2 separate regions of the Homo sapiens genome follow, and region 2 is linked to region 1. Evidence: read pairs that join two places in POLR2A ChIA-PET (ENCODE). Cell type or tissue: A673. All regions are shown on one strand. Links, peaks and the distances in the headings refer to the core of each region. The heading gives the core; the rest is flanking DNA. Region 1 overlaps PLXDC2 (plexin domain containing 2). Region 2 overlaps PLXDC2 (plexin domain containing 2).

Evidence for each region. ChIA-PET counts read pairs that join two places held together with the same protein. Peaks named below come from ENCODE experiments on the same cell type or tissue, not always from the same donor. Only the 100,000 strongest peaks of a DNase experiment are listed, where the experiment ranks them.
Region 2: POLR2A ChIA-PET joins it to region 1 with 10 read pairs; 2 of 35 experiments call an interaction of 5 or more read pairs at or near these places.

Annotation. Positions count from the first base shown.
Region 1 is chr10:20,153,194-20,161,536 of GRCh38, reverse strand. All of the region lies in intron 6 of PLXDC2 (plexin domain containing 2), which reads right to left. Among named protein-coding and RNA genes, the nearest start is that of PLXDC2, 340 kb to the right of the region's middle. In A673, for the core only: no CTCF peak of the experiment used is centred there; DNase peaks (open chromatin) are centred at 2,996 and 3,406; H3K4me3 peaks cover 947 bases; H3K27ac peaks cover 4,983 bases.
Region 2 is chr10:19,889,183-19,897,525 of GRCh38, reverse strand. All of the region lies in intron 1 of PLXDC2 (plexin domain containing 2), which reads right to left. Among named protein-coding and RNA genes, the nearest start is that of PLXDC2, 77 kb to the right of the region's middle. In A673, for the core only: no CTCF peak of the experiment used is centred there; no DNase peak of the experiment used is centred there.

The DNA.
Region 1 (8,343 bases), core at 41-8,040:
CTGTCGTCCTCTCCCACTCAGATTCCAGGCTCAATAATATGGCAAAAGAGGAGAGCAGGAAGCTTGAAGCAAAAAAAAAAAAAGAGAGAGAGAGACTTGAAAAACTGCTTACTACTTCCTTTCTTGGACCCTTGCTACAGCCAAGAAAATGTACACTACTGGTCTTCTGCAGATGTATACAAGACACATGAAGGATTTTTTTTTTTAATTTTTATTTTTTTGCACCAAAAGTTATCCTTGCCTAGCCAGCTCCCAGCCAGTCCACCAGATAACAGCTTACACATTCAGAAGCTCAGCTGAGATCAGCAGGGTCCAGCCCATATCAGTAGAACCAGCAAGCTGATTTATAGGCAACTTGTGAGAAATAAGAAATGGAGTTGTTTTAAGCCACTACATTTTGGGGTGGTTTATTACACAGCAATATCAATCAATACATTCTCTGTTAAAAGTCAAATAGCCAATAGAATAGAATATGGGTGTTTCTCCATAAAATGAGGTAGTATTGCTCATCCTAATTTTCTGGGAATCAGATAAGTATCTATTTTTAAGACATTGGGTCTCACTGTGTTGCCCAGGCTGGAGTGCAGTGGCATGATCATAGCTCACTGCAGCCTCAAACACCTGGGCTTAAGCAATACTCCTGCCTCAGCCTCCCTAGTAGCTGGGACTACAGGTGCACACCATCATGCCCAGATTTCAGATAAATATCTAATTCTAGGTATAATTAAACTTGAAAGATTGGAATGTTCCAGTAGAAAAGTTTCACTTTGTGCAGCATTTTTTTTTCATTCTTCTGTCTCTTTAGTTTATTCTTTTGTCTGTGCATTTCAAAAACTAAGCCCAATATACATAAATTACCTAGATTTAGATTCATTTAACAGGAGAAAAATTTACCCGAAACCAAAATGGGTAGCCTCACGGTGTACTGAGTTTTCTATCACTGAAAATTATCTGATATATAACTGACCAACCCTCTAGGAAGATCACTATAAGTGATCTTTGATTCTTTCAGTTATCAAATTAAATTTTTTTCAAATGATTTTGACTTTTCCAAGCTTCAACAAGTAAATTGTTAACAACGATACAAACTAAAATGATAAGGGTGAAATACTCTACCTTTATGTAAGGAGAGTAGAAGTTAGGTAGAAATCATCATTTGTAGTCAAGAGTTATGCTTTAACTTGTTGCCAGTTTTTTAAGTGTACATATTCATGGGTTAATGATTTCTGATTACTGCATCTGTCAAACCACCACTACCATATAACTCTACTATGAGTCTTAATATAATTGGGGATTAGACAGTAGAAAATAGATTCCTAAGAATGATGTCTACTAGATATAAATTATTTTCCCCAAAAGGCATACACACTGTCCATTTGATAAGATAGAATCCATTCATTCATTCATCAGATATTAATTGAATATATTTTCTGTATTATTGTAGGCACTGGAATTACAGCAGATAGGAAAACAAAGACCCTTCTCTCACAGAGCCTACATTCTAGAGAACAGGGACAGGCATTAAAACAAGTGAACATAAAACCTATAGCATACTAGAAGGTGGTTAGTACCAAGGAGAAAACTAAAACAGAGTAAGAAGATAGAGAGGAACAGGGATCTCTAGGAGAGAAGAGAGTCGCAGAAGCTCTCTCTGAGAAGGTGATTTTTCAGCAGAAACTCGAAGGAAGTAAGAAAATCTGTCATGTGGATATTTGGGAAACAACTGTGGGTAGATGTACCGGCACATGTAAAGGGCTTGACTGAATTTTAGGAGTTAAAAGGTTGTCTCTACAGCTGGAGCAGAAGTAGTAAACAAGTGTGTCAAAGGTGATGGGAGGTGGTAGGGGCAGATCATAGGGAGCGTGTATTCCTTGCAAGCCATGACAGTGACACTGGATTTTAGTCCAAAAGATACAGAAAGATTTGGGAGGTTTTGAGCAGAGGAAAGGACATTCCTTTATTTTGGAAAAATATCACGCTGGCTGCTGGGAAATCAAGACTGTAGAAGGACAACGGGAGCCAGACAAACTAGTTAGGAGGGTATCACAGTTTTCCAGGTAAGAGAAGGTGCCATGCTCCACCCCAAAGTGGTAACAGTGGTGTAAGTGACAGAGGCAGATTCTGGAAGAATTATGTATGCACTGCTATTGAGACTCCCCATAGATTTAATAAAGACAGCGAGGGACAAAAGCAGAGTAAAGGATACCACAAAGGCTTTTGGTTTCAGTAGCAAGAGCAATGAAATGGTGTTTTCATCAGGAATGTTATAGGTTGTACAACTCCAGAGGACTCACTCACTTCACGGTCTATGAGAAGTGTCCTTTCGATATGCAGGGAACAACATATGCAGCTCTCAAGACCAGTCCTGAAACATTCAAAGACCAGGAGAGGAAGCGCTGGAGAGGGATGACCACTTTATGGCAAAACCACTGGCTTCAAATGTTCTCCATTAAAATTTTGTAGAGCTCATGAGTAAGAGCCCAGGATTTCTAAAACTGTACTCTTTTGTCCTGATTAAATATTAAAATGAAAATGTACAAGAAACTTTCAACTACTTATATTTTCCTAGAAGCCACCCAAGGCTTTTATGAAACCATTACATGCCAGATTTTGAAAAAACTGATTTTGCCAAGTGAATTAAATGTCTAATGTCATCAAAGATTAATGAGGAAAAGGTGAACAATTCCAGGCTTTCTCTAAAATTTCCTATGGAACATGTCTGCCTCTCCACACCTGATATTTTCCTATCATGAGACCAGTCTGCAGGGTCCTCTGTCAGCATAAAATTAGAGACTATATTATTAAAAGGTACATTTAAAATAAACTACTTTTAAAAATATTTATTTATTTATTTATTTATTTACTTATTTATTTGAGACAGAGTCTCATTCTGTTGCCCAGGCTGGAGTGCAGTGGTGCAATCACAGTTCACTGCAGTCTCAACCTCCAGGGCTCAAGTGATCTTCCTGCCTTAGCCTCCCGAGTAGCTTGCTTGCTAGTTCTTTTTAATTTTTTTTTTTTTTTTTTTTTTTTTTGCAGAGACAGAGTCTCATTATGTTACCCAGGCTGTAAAATGAACTTCTTTTTGACTAATAACAAAGACATTATGTGTGTGCATATGTGTATGTATAAACAAGCTATTTAGAAGTATAGCTATTTAGAAGTATAGCTATTTAGAAGTATTGGGCAAATTAGCACAAGAATGAACATGTTATTGTCATGATCACGTATTTTATAGAAGACTCTGTATTTAGAAGGATATGAAGTGCCAAAGTCAATGAACATATGGACCAAAAACATGTTAAAGCACCAAAACTTTAAAAACTTTGATTACAGGAAGCGATTTTCTTATCCTTTCTACAAATTTATATTCATCCTCAAAATGTCTCGTGAGTCATCACGAGATCCTGGGGGTGTCAGGAAGCCAAACTGAAATAATAAAAACTCTAAACTACAGAAGTTTTTTTTTTTAAACAATGTAGCTTTATTATTTTTAAGTGTCTATAATAGTTGCCTTAAGATTAAAGCAAAGCTAAATTTTAACTGGGCCTCTGTATGATCTGTATTGAATCGCACATTTCTGAGGAATTGGTTTTACAATTACATTCTCTCCACAGGATAGAAATAAAAGGAGCTTTCACACTGGTTAAAATATGCTTCCATTTTGACCCCTAAAAGCATTCATGAATACTTCTTTTAAATAACAGTATAATTTTTGCTCTATATAACAAGATAGAGATAGGTTTATTACTTGGTATACATTTTTCTATAACAGATATTAAAGCAAAGCAAAGTAAGCATAGAAGCAGAAAGTGGTTGCAATTGCTACACAAAATCAAGGCAGGAAAAGATGTCAGGGGTAAAAATAGTAGAGCAGAGCACACTGGCCTTTGGAAGGAGAGTCAAAGACAGAAGCTCCTCTCTTCTCCACTCTGTGGTATCTTTCTCCAGCACACAGGAACCCCAAACAATTCCTTAACCATGAGCTTTTTACATCTGTCTCTAAACCAGGGAGATAACAGCATGCCGCTTAAGTAATAGTTAATGGAATTTTATTTTCCTCTTTGTTCTGCCCTGAAAACATCACCAAAACATTCATTTGTTTCCATTACAGGCCCAGCTATCTATCCAGTAGGCAGCACAGTATCTCAGCAAGGGTTTGATTGTATAGTATGTGTTCCAAGGTGTGAATCATATGCCTATCTAACCTTAACTGGAAAAGAATTACTCCAAACTCATTTTTGTTTCCCTGCTAATCTGCAATATGGTGTTCAGTAGCTTAATATTAAAAACAACAGCAACAACAAAATCCCACAATAAACTCAAAGGTTTCTGTTTTACCCATTCTTATCTGCCTGTAACCCTTAACTTTCTCCTTCGTTTTACTTAAGTATCTGACCTGGCTTCAGTGTTATCAGCAGTGAATCTAATTTTTAAGAGTCATGATCTCTTTTATTATTATCAAAACAACAACCTGTAGCACAAGCTACCTTGGAGGCTGAGGCAGGAGAATCACTCGAGCCCAGGAGTTGGAGGCTGCAGTGAGCTATGATAGTGCCATTGCACTCCAGCCTGGATGACAGAGCAAGAAACTGTCTCTACAAAACAAACAAACACATAAAGTCCAAAATATTAATGGTGAGTTGTCTGTAAACTACACTTGAATAGAAGGGCTTTCAGTTAAACTTGACAATGTAAAAATCCATTTGCTTTCCAGGGTATCAGTAACAATTTGCACAATTATTTCCATCTTTTTTTATTGTACAGCTCCTGAACTCTCATCTGCCAGGTATTGAGCAATGCATCTAACAGCGTGACAGTCAAGGTGAGCTATCATCAAACGATCAATTCCTAACATGCCTCCTGCCCCCATCTCCACAATCATAATCTGTAGAAAATCTGGAAGCAGTCAACTAACAGCATGAAGATGATAAGTAAAATCCACCTCCACTTTAAAAAAGAGGTTTCAAACTTCCTTTCTACATAAGCTACTGTGTGCCTTGGGTAAGAGAAGAAATTCATGAGGGAGAAATTGGAGGGTGCACACTTTGAGTGAATTTTCCAGGCAATATTTGCAAGACAAGGGCTTCCAGGGCTTTCCGAGTCCTCAAGGAAAAAACGCACATCTATATTTTTACTTGAAATATTTTAATATTTAGATGTCGGCAACATATCTGTTTTACAAACGTGTACACTTAAAACATAAAAACATACACAGAGTAAAAAGTGTGCCCTCTGAGTTAAGACTGCTCACATTGAATTGGAACACGAAGAGTCTGAACTTCACACAAAAGACAGTGACGCAGGGTGCCCACTTGAAGAAGCTTGTGCCATTGGACTCAAGATAGTCAAGACTCTGGTGTGGATTTTACCTGGGACAATAGCTAGATAAGGAAACTTATCTAAACATGGCTTGGGACTTAAACATCAAGGGAAAAGAAAGGAGATTAAGGAAAGTCTACACCCTGGGTTTGGGGGAGACACAAAAAATTAGCTAGGCATGGTGGCATGCACCTGTAATCCCAGCTCCTTGGGAGGCTGAGGCAGGATAGTCATTTGAACTCGGGAGGCAGAGGTTGCAGCGAGCTGAGATCGCGCCACTGCACTCCAGCCGAGGCAACAGAATGAGACTCTGTCTTAAAAAGTAATAATAATACATAAAATAAAATAAAATAATTTCCTCTGGGACATTGATCTTTCTACCTGGCTACTTTATTTATTTATTTTTACACACAGCATTTGCCATCAGAACATGATCAAGGGAGAATAATTCAACTTATTTTCTTACACTAGGAAAAGTAAACAAAAAATTAAAATGTCAGGCACTTCTATATGTGAGATAGCTAAAAAATAAAATATCTCTACAAATACAAATGAATTAGATCCCACATGAAGCTGTGTAGATAAAATTTTAATATTTTACTTGTTTAAAATATAGGGAAGTCCTATGATATAAAATATCTGTCTCTACATTTTCCTTAGAATTATTTCTTGAGAGCTTTTAATCAGCATTTTATTCAATCTGGTTTTCTTTTCCTTGTATTAGATATATATGTACATATATATTATTCTTTTCTGCTCACACATTTATCAAATGTCTTGGCTGTATACACTATATTCACACATCAAGTATTCTCACAGATGTAGCAATAGTTATAGAAGGAAATTACCTTATATCTAAATGGTGGTGGTCTCACTGTTCTGTTCTTTTTGGCCTTCTCTGACTTTCTTGAATTACCTTTTTTCTATAAATTCTACAAGTTCAGCCAATGTTCATCTTTCAATACTTTCAGGCGGCTAACCATGAGTGAAGGGTCATTACAGTTTAAATAAGAGAAATAATCTTCAAAGAAATTTTAAAAAATGCATTAAGAGCCCCATTGAAACTTACAACTAATTGGCAATGGTGATTTATTAACTATGCATTCTTCCATAGAAGCAGCAAATGTGACACCAAGGAACATTAGGTTTAAATACTTAAATAGAATAGATTAAAAAGTGATTTTACTTAATAAACAGTAAAGTTCCTCTATATTGACCTCCTCTAAAATTTGCTGCTGAAGGAAATGGTAAAGTATTCAACCAAGAAAATGGATAGAACAGGCTGACTCCTGGGCTAAGCCAGTCTTGTCTCTTCTGTGATTTTTCTCCTGTTGCCATCTAGTAGGATTATATGACATTTTTATTTAAATTACAGTTTCCTAACCTAATGACTATCCTTATTCCTCACATAAGCTAGTGAAAAAAAAGAACCCGAGTTTGCAGTTGACACAAAAAAAGAGTCACATCCACCTATAGTTTGTGTCCAGAGTGATTACAAATGCCAAGTATATCAAGAGAATAGAGATAAGACAAGTCAAAGAAACTGCAACTTCTACAAAGTAAGAGTATCCTAGGATAGACAGCATCAAGGCCTGTAAAGACCCTTATTTCAAATCTCCAGGATTTTTTAAATACATTTTTTTTTTTTTTTGAGACAGAGTCTCCTTCTGTCGCCCAGGCTGGAAGGCAGTGGCATGATCTCTGCTCAGTGCAACTTCTGCCTCCCGGGTTCAAGAGATTCTCCTGCCTCAGCCTCCTCAGTAGCTAGGATTACAGGCGTGCACCACCATGCCCAGCTAATTTTTGTATTTTTAGTAGAGACAGGGTTACACCATGTTGCCAGGCTGGTCTCCAACTCCTGACCTCAAGTGATCAGCCCACCTTGGCCTCCCAAAGTGCTGGGATCACAGGCGTGAGCCACCGTACCCGGCCATTGGAATAAAATGTTTTTTTGAGAATTGTTAGTTTCCTTGTTACATTATCAATAGACCACAAATTTTAGAACCATATCTATTATAATCAAGCAAAAATCATCACTATTTAATGGCAACTTAATACGAAGAAGCTGAGATTTAGGGTTATAGCTAATTACTAATAGAATAGGAAAATGAGAGTTTGATTTCCAAACTCCATGTATTTAAGAAAGGATCCGGTTTTTTTTTGGCCTATGTACAGGTTCTTTCATTTAAAAAATTATAGATTAATAAGATAAATGCTGTGGATAGGCAAACCTTACCTTTGCTCCCAAATGGCCTTGATATGCTATGATATGATATATTAGGCTATGGTATGATAATGACTGGCTAAGGAAGACTGTCAAGGATATCAGAATGAATGAATTGATTCAGTCACTTATTGAAAAGAAAGTTTTTAAGAGGGCATTCTGGTACAGTAGCTAGGCCTTAGGGCTTTAGAGTCATATTTCTTTGGATAAATCTTTGTTCCATATCTTTGGAAAAGTTACTTAAGGTCTCTGGGTATTTCAGGTTCCTTTTCCGTAAATGACAAAAGTAGCTACTCATGGTTTTTGTGAGAAGTATACATAATTTATTTTAAATGCTTAGGTCGGTGCTTGACATATATGAAGAGCTCAAGAAATGCTAGATTTTATCAACTTTGGAGGTTATTGTTAAATGTGAATGTGACTTTCACTTCTGGTTATGGCACACAAGATTAAGATCATTTCTACCACTTAAATCAAGCAGGAAATGTGAATAAAATATGGAAAGCTTCCACTGAAAACTTCAGGTAGTTATCAAAGAGCAAGGTCTTGAAAAGACAAAATCCCAAAGAAAGGAAAATGCAGACGTAAACCCAACAACACTTTTCCCATCAAAGCATTTGCCAATGTATAAGCAAGTGTTAGAGAGTGAGAAGGTCTCACTGACTTAGCCCAGAGAGTTTAAGTAACTACCCTATACACTTTCTTTTCAATACATGACTGAATGGTTCAATGGTTCATTTTGATATCCTTGACTGTCTTTCCTGGCTAGTCATTTTCATTCCATAGCTTAGCACCTC
Region 2 (8,343 bases), core at 246-8,245, 260 kb after region 1:
TGCCTGTAATCCCAGCACTTTGGGAGGCCGAGGCAGGTGGATCACCTGAGGTTGGGAGTTCGAGACCAGCCTGACTAACGTGGAGAAACCCCCTCTCTACTAAAAAAAACAATACAAAACTAGCCAGGCATGGTGGCATATGCCTATAATCCCAGCTACTGGGGAGGCTGAGGCAGGAGAATTGCTTGAACCTGGGAGGCGGAGGTTGCGGTGAGCCGAGATCGTGCCATTACACTCCAGCCTGGGCGACAAGAGCAAAACTCCGTCTCAAGAAAACAAAAAAAAACAAAAAAAAAAAGAGAAGGGAATCATGGAAGAGACATGGAGACATGGAGAAAAGAAACAGACTCATATCATTCTGAAATACAGAGGCTCTTTAAACAAGATGAGTCGTGTACTCACAGACAAAAAGAGCTTTGCTGATAAGAAAAGAGTGTAAAACTCCTGAGGGCAGAAACTTACGTGCAAGAAACTGTTCTAGGTGACAGGGGACTGCAGTAAAGAAATGGGTAAAATTTCCCATTTTTAGGGAAGTTATGTTTTAATAGGGAGTAAGACAATAATCAAGTAAATATGAAGAACCTCAGGTGGTACTAAGAGCTATGCAAAAAATTAAGCAGACAGATGGATACATTTTGGGATTTGTGAGACAGAGAGGCTACCATGTAACAAAATGCTCAGGAAAGACTTCACTGATAAATTGAGACTTGACCAAAGACCCAAATAAGTTGAGAGTCTGAGCCATGCAGACACCTTAAGGAAGAGTGTTCCTGATGCCATTTTATTTTACTGTAATGGCACTTGTAAATTTCTGCCCAAAATTATCTCTCTTCCTCAATCATAAGTGTTATTTACCAAAAGCCCACCATTGTGCAGAACTGCCATCCACGAAGCTCAAATATAAAAAAATCAAAGGTAGAAATCTGCCTAGCAAAGTGAGTGACAGGAGTTTCCATGTCACTTGTTATGACGATATTAATAACAAGCATTTATTGAGGACTTATTAATAACAAGCATTTATTGAGGACTTATTTATGTCTGGTACTTTATACTCATTCCTTCATTCAATCCCAAAAATAACCACGGTATCCAGAAAACCTAGTTAACAAACTGGTGTAAGGTTATACAGCTAGCAAAGCATCCAGCCAAAATGCAACCTAGCTCTGTGTTAGTATTCAAGCTCTGAACTGCAATTCTTGCAATTCTCTGCCTCTCTCTGGTGCCAGACTGAGCACCATGGTTTGCCAGAATGTGCCTTCCCTTCCATGTGTGTGCAAAGCTAAGGTTGTGTGTACAAAGCCAAGGCTGTGTTTGCAAGCTTAGGTTATACAGTCAGCTCATGGGCTGCTTTCTTGGACTCAGCCTGATTGGTGGCTGAGTCAGCTCTCAATGGCTGTGGAAGAACTAAGCCAAGATCATGGCAGATCAAGAGAAGAGGAGTTGGATACCTTTTGAACTGAAAGCCTGGAGTGAAGGAAAGTGAAAGACTGCAGGGTCAGCTAGGGCCCCCCGACCTTGACCTGCTCCAGGACCTTCCTGGAGTGGTACCATGATTCCAAAGTGGGCTTCCTTCTCAGACCTACTTTTCCTTTTTAAAATTTTTTTAGAGACAGAGTCTTGCTCTGTCACCCAGGCTGAAGTGCAATGTTATGATCATAGCTCACTGCACCCTCAAACTCCTGGCCTCAATCAATCCACCAGCCTCAGCCTCCTACAGTGCTGGGATTACAGGCACGAGCCACCATGCCCAGCCCTTAGCATGATTTTTCAAGGGCAGAAGATGATCTCACATGGTGGCTGGAAAGCTTCCTTCAGGGGCCTGACAAAAGGGAATTTCAGAACTGAGCTGTCTAAGGCGGTGGCCACTAGCCACGTGTGACTACTGAGTGGGTAAAATGGGGCAAGTCCAAAATGAGATGTGCTGTAAGTGCAAAATACACACTAGATTTCAGTGATTTCAAATGAAGAATCATGGAAAATGAATACCACACAAGTAATTTTTATATTTGTTACCCAAGGAAATGATAACATTTTTGATAGGTATAATGCCATATATTAAAATAAAATATATTTAAATTAAATCCATCCATTGCTTGGCTTTAAAAAAATATACGGCTACTGGGAAATTTAGAATTGCACAGGAAGCTCACTTTTGCGGTTTTCATCAAATTTCTATTGGACCATTTTGCTGGAGAATGTGGAAACATTTTGATACTGTTCACTTCTGTCCTCTTTACCTGTCTTGAAGGTGCCCAGCTCTACCATGCTGGGCTGGTTTGTCCCCTGGCCCCTGTGACACCTCCAGACCCATCATCATCCTCTTAGATACAATTATGACTTCCCTGTTTCAAGGCTTCCCCTAGTTGTTAAGAAAAGTAGTTCAGTTTCATCCATGTCCCTGCAAAGGACATGAACTCATCCTTTTTTATGGCTGCATAGTATTCCATGTTGTATATGTGCCACATTTTCTTTATCCAGTCTATCATTGATGGGCATTTGGGTTGGTTCCAAGACTTTACTACTGTGAACAGTGCCGCAATAAACATATGTGTGCATGTGTCTTTATAGTAGAACGATTTATAATCCTTTGGGTATACACCCAATAATGGGATGGCTGGGTCAAATGGTATTTCTAGTTCTAGATCTTTGAAGAATCGCCACACTATCTTCCACAATGGTTGAACTAATTTACACTCCCACCAACAGTGTAAAAGCGTTCCTATTTCTCCATATCCTCTCCATCATCTGTTTCCTGACTTTTTAATGATCTCCATTCTAACTGGCGTGAGATGGGATCTCATTGTGGTTTCGATTTGCATTTCTCTAATTACCAGTGATAATGTGCATTTGTATGCCAGAACTTTAAGTATAATAATAAAAAAACCTGATAGTGCTGATGTAACATTGTAGATAAAAATAAAAATACTTATGCCAGTTAAATTAGAAAATATTTGGGTATCCACTGTTTATAACTTAAAATTTCAAAATAAATATTTAAAAATTCAAGTAAAAAAGAAAAGTAGTTCAAATAAAAGGATCTACAAATAGATATGGCCAAATAAATGTCCTCCAACCTACTTTTGTCCCCTCAGGAATATATAAATTCCAATTGAAATTGAAAGTGGTTAAAATTCAAATGAATCTCTGATTCATGGCACCAGGGCATATAGGAGAATTTTACGGTATGTCATAGAAAAGTTTGGGAAACAAATTAAGTTCCTAGGATTGTGCTAATAAAAAAAAAAAAAGGAAAACATCAGTTTTTTGTTTTTGTTTTTGTTTGTTTTGTTTTGTTTTACGTTTCCAAGGGATTTCTGGGATCTTGAAGACTTCAGGGACACTGCAGAAATTTCTTTTCTCATTAAGGTGTACCTTTCTTTTTCCTTGGATGATTCAGAAGGTTTCTCACAGTTCTGCACTATAGCCTGTGGTGCTGTGTCCAGGCTAATTTCTCTTTCTACAGATTGGGCATTGACTTCCTCCTCTGGGTGCTTCTCTGAATTTACTCCATTCGTGGGAAGAGAATCACACCAAATCCAACTCTAGGGCAGTGAAGAGGGTTCAAGGGATTTGAGCTGTTAGCATGGTTGACCCCCTAACTGGTGAAGTCATTTACTAAACTCTACTCATGAATATACAGATTCCTTCTTCAAAGTTCACTTGTGAGGTTTCCAGAAAGGAAACAGTGCTGGGAAGAGCTGTGTAACTAGTTGAGGAGACATGAGTTGTCATTTCTGACATGACATGCTGATGAGAAAGTAAAAAGGCTGTAAAGGATTGTTTCACTTATGACAGAATTTCACTTACAATAACTTCTGCCTCCAAAATTATTTTCAATTATTTATTACATACACATCTAATGCATTCCCCTTAATTTCAGAAGTATTGCTTCTTGCAAAAGGAGCCATTATTATATTGGTCACATATCCATCTTTTTGCACAGAGCTTCCACCTGATTTAAATCAAGCCCCAAAGTTATCAGGTGGAGTTTATGACCAGGCTTATGCTAGGAAAACTTCTCTCAATGTATTTGTGTTAGATGACTTTCTAAAGACATTTACGACTGAGAATGACCATTACAAAAATGCACACACAGGAATTCACTACAAAATTTAAGCAGTCCACAGACTACTTTATTATAAGCGGTCAGCTATTTCAACCAATGAAATAACTGGATATGGTGCTTTTTTCTTCCAAATATTATTTAATGCTTCCTACAACAAACATCAAGAATATTAGACACTTCGAATGTGTATTCAGCCTTGGAAGTAAGTATACAGTGGGGCTTACAATTCAGCATTATGTTTTTATTCACACTAGACTCCTAGCTAAATGTGTGCTTGTCACAGCCACATCTGAATGAAAGCAATCCCCACACCTAGGCGTCCCCCAACCATAGCGTGCATAAGCCGATAAGATTACCTATGCTAACCCCCTTGAAACAGGATTATTACCCTTCTTTGATGAAGGTCAGAGCCACGCCCTAAGGATGTAATATAAAGTAAATCTAGATCTCTAAATATCTATGGAATTGAACTGCCTTGAGTGAATCTGATTGTGATGACAATGGCAAATTGTAACAGTGGCAAAAAAAAAAAAAAAAAGACCATTTCAACTAGGCCAACAGTAAGAAAGCCAGGCTCCTCCTGCTGTCTGATTGGGTCTTAGCTCGTACTGTATACTAAGGGTTTTATTTATAGATAAACAAAATCCTTATTGAGACTTATTGTTGTGCCGGCCCAGCAGAGAACATCAAAACATATTGCTGCAGAAAGTGACCATCAAATACGGGAATGGTTTGCAGGAGAAAGCAGAAGAAATCCGAAACTATAAGAAGTCTACCTTTATTTATAAAAGCTATCTTTCCTTTAAATACAATTCTACTATAGGATTGGGCTTTTATAGCCAAATATGAACTCATAGGAACTATCTGAGTTAAGAATTTACAGCAATCAATATGCCTAGACATGACTATGTACATAGCATTAAGCAATTTCAGCTGGAGTCCTAGTCGTAACTTTACATCTGAAGTCTTCCTGCATAGAATTATTTCAACAAGCATTTTTGGCATGTGATCCACAAGCAAGTTATTTATTTATCAGCACTGGGCGGGTAGTGTGGCATAGTGGTTAAGAGCGGATCTTGGAAGCCAGGCTGCTTGGGTTTGAATCCCAAGTCAACTTCTTACTAGCTGAATGACTTTGGACAAATTAGGTCCTTCAAGTCCACCATGCCACAGACATTCGCCTCTAACACAGAGATAATAATAGCACAGACCTCCTTAAGTGGTTGTAAGAATTCACTAAGAGCCCTTAGACAGTGGCTGGCACTTAGTCAAAGAAATATTTAAGTATTTATTAAGTATTATTGTTATATGTAAACATTTATTAAGTAGCTACTGAGTACCAGGTATATATGATTTTTACAGTAAATATTAATGTAACTTGACTATTTCTCCACACTGTCAATATTAATATTCTGTCATTCTAAAGTCCCTTGTTTTACTTTAATGAAAAGTAGTGTCTCTTTGCATAAGTTCTTTTTTCTATAAATAAGCAAATTAAGAGGGAATGATCTAATATGAGAATAAAGCTAGGCTATTCTTTGTTTCAGTAAGGATCCTTTAACCTATTCTGTAAAAACAAAAATCCAATTTTTTCAATCAAAGAAGCAATTTCACATGTAATATTATTTGGCTTTGGCTTTGTTGAGAATTTGAAGGTGAAACCAATTCTTTGGTTTATTAGACTTGGGTTTTACTTCAAAAACTAAGTTATAACAGCTAAACGAAATTAATCTACAAGCGAAAGAGAAGTTTCCTCAATCATGCCTAGCTTTATAATCGCTCCAGAGGTTACCGACCTCCCAAGGGCAGCTGGTCTAAAATTAGGCCTAATCTCTTTGTAGGGAAGACACAGGAAGCTTTTAAGGAGGAGGCAGAGGTGGAGACCCATGGCTTTCTTTTTCCAACGCCTGCAGTAGGTGCTTGAGGAGTTAAGGAGCACAGCTCAGAAAATAATATTTCCCATGTTAGACTCTGGGATAATGTCATTCAAAACTCTATAGCACAATCTAATAGATGTGAATGGTAATTACGGAAGATTGTGGAAGAAAAAAGGGAGAAAATAGAAAGAGGCAAAGGAAAGTGCAGGCGAAAGAAGGTAAAAAACCAGCTGTGTGTGGTACTTTAAATTGGGACACAGAAAAATGGAAAGCCAAGAAATCGTGTGCTTTTACCCACATGGAGTGACACACAAACCACTATAATATTGCATTTTGGTATTACTATCCAGAGAATAGAAATACTAAGTACCCAATACTTTTTTGTTGTTTTTAAGGACAATGCAGCATATTTTGCTTTATTCTAACTCCTCAACTGGGTACTTATATTTTTCAGGGGTGGGAGCGCTGGACAGAGAAAGACATAAAAGAGAAGCAATCACAGATGTCTTGCCATTGCATAGGAAGAAGACTGCATGGCAGATCAGCAAGAAAGAAATGAGGTCAGAAGTTAGACCCTACATGGGAAAGTCAGAAATGATGGAATCTCAAGGAAAGCAGCAAGGAGTGGGACAAGAATTTCCTGGAGCTGAATAGTTTCAAGTGGCTTTTATGTATTCTAGGCTTCTACAAGCAGGGAGCATATATATGCTGGGAATTATCAGTATCACTGAGAGAAATACATTAGTTATATACAGATGCATACACATCTAACTATATTGCACAAGTACAAGAAGTCTAAATGGTATTAAATAATTAAATAATTATTCTATGTACACATAGTTCAGTTTAAAATGTGGGGTTTAGCCGTTCTTGATTTAAAAAAAAAAAAAAAAAAAAAAAAAAAAAGCAGCCGGGCGCGGTGGCTCACGCCTGTAATCCCAGCACTTTGGGATGCTGAGGCGGGTGGATCACGAGGTCAGGAGATTGAGACCATCCTGGCTAACGCGGTGAAACCCTGTCTCTGCTCAAAAAAAAAAAAACCCCGTCTCAGAAAAAAAAAAGCAGTTCTCAGAAAACCAAATACTGCATATTATCACTTATAAATAGGAGCTAAACATCAGGAACTCATGGAAATACAGATGGCAACAATAGGCACTGAGGACCACTAGGGAGCGGAGGGAAGAAGAGGGGCAAGGGCTGAAAAACTAACTAGTGGGTACTATGCTCAGTACCTGGGTGATGGGATGATTCATACCCGAAACCTCAGCATCACACACAGTACATCCACATAACAAACCTGCACATATACCCACTGAATCTAAAATAGAAATTTAAAACAAAATTAAAATTTTTAAAAAATTAATTAACAAAATGAAAAAAGCAGTTCTCTATCATGACTATGGAGTTTAAAGGAATTAGAGGAAGCCCAGGGCTATCCCCCAAAGTTGACACAGTAGACTACCTGTCCTTCACTCACAGCAGGCTATCAAATTTGTCACAGAGCGGGCATTAATAATTGAAACTGGAATAAATACATGAACAAATGAATGAAGGAGAAAGGGCCCTGAAACGCGAGACTGCCTCTGTTAGGATCCCAGTTCTGCTACTTATTCTACCTGTCACTACTCTACGCCTCAGTGGCTTCCTCTGTAACATCCAGGCTAATCTATAAACCAACAACCCCGTAGTATTTTTGTGAGAACTCAGTGAGAAAATTCAGAGAAAGACTTAACCCAGTGCCTACACGATTAGCCCTCATTTTAATTATATGGGTTACCTGCTGGCACTATTTGGAGTTCATCTCAGAGTACAAAATGTCAAGGCCTCCCTTGATCTATGTTTTTCCTGCCTGTGGATGTCTAAAATTAAGGCCAAGAAACACACTATCTCTTAAAGTTGCAATATTCCAAGGTTTTTGTACTATTTTTACATATTTGTAGTTGGTGCCTCAGTAAGACATGTTGGAAAGGCCACAGATAGGGAAAGGAAAAGAAAGCAAATAAGAAAATAACACTCCATTTTATAACCCTAGCATACTTGTGGTCACTTAATAAGTTTTCTCTTTAAGAGTGCCTGAGTCATTAAACAGGGATACATTTTGAGGGCACTAGGACACTATTTAATTAAATGGCTCCAGCAAGTTATTAAATGAGACCCTAGTGGTTTGAAAACAATTAATGAGTCATTTAATGATTTGCATTCCAGTGTAGTTGGAGGGGCCCAAGTGGCTTGAATGAGTTAATTCACGGTCCCAAGAGCATGATTAATAGCAGGAGTGACATGGTCATTAAGAGAAATAAAAATAACCGGCAATGAAAAGAAGAGACAGAGCTTGTCATATGAATTTGAAGAAAAATAATTTTATATATATATATAAAATGGGATGTTGGGATGTACCGT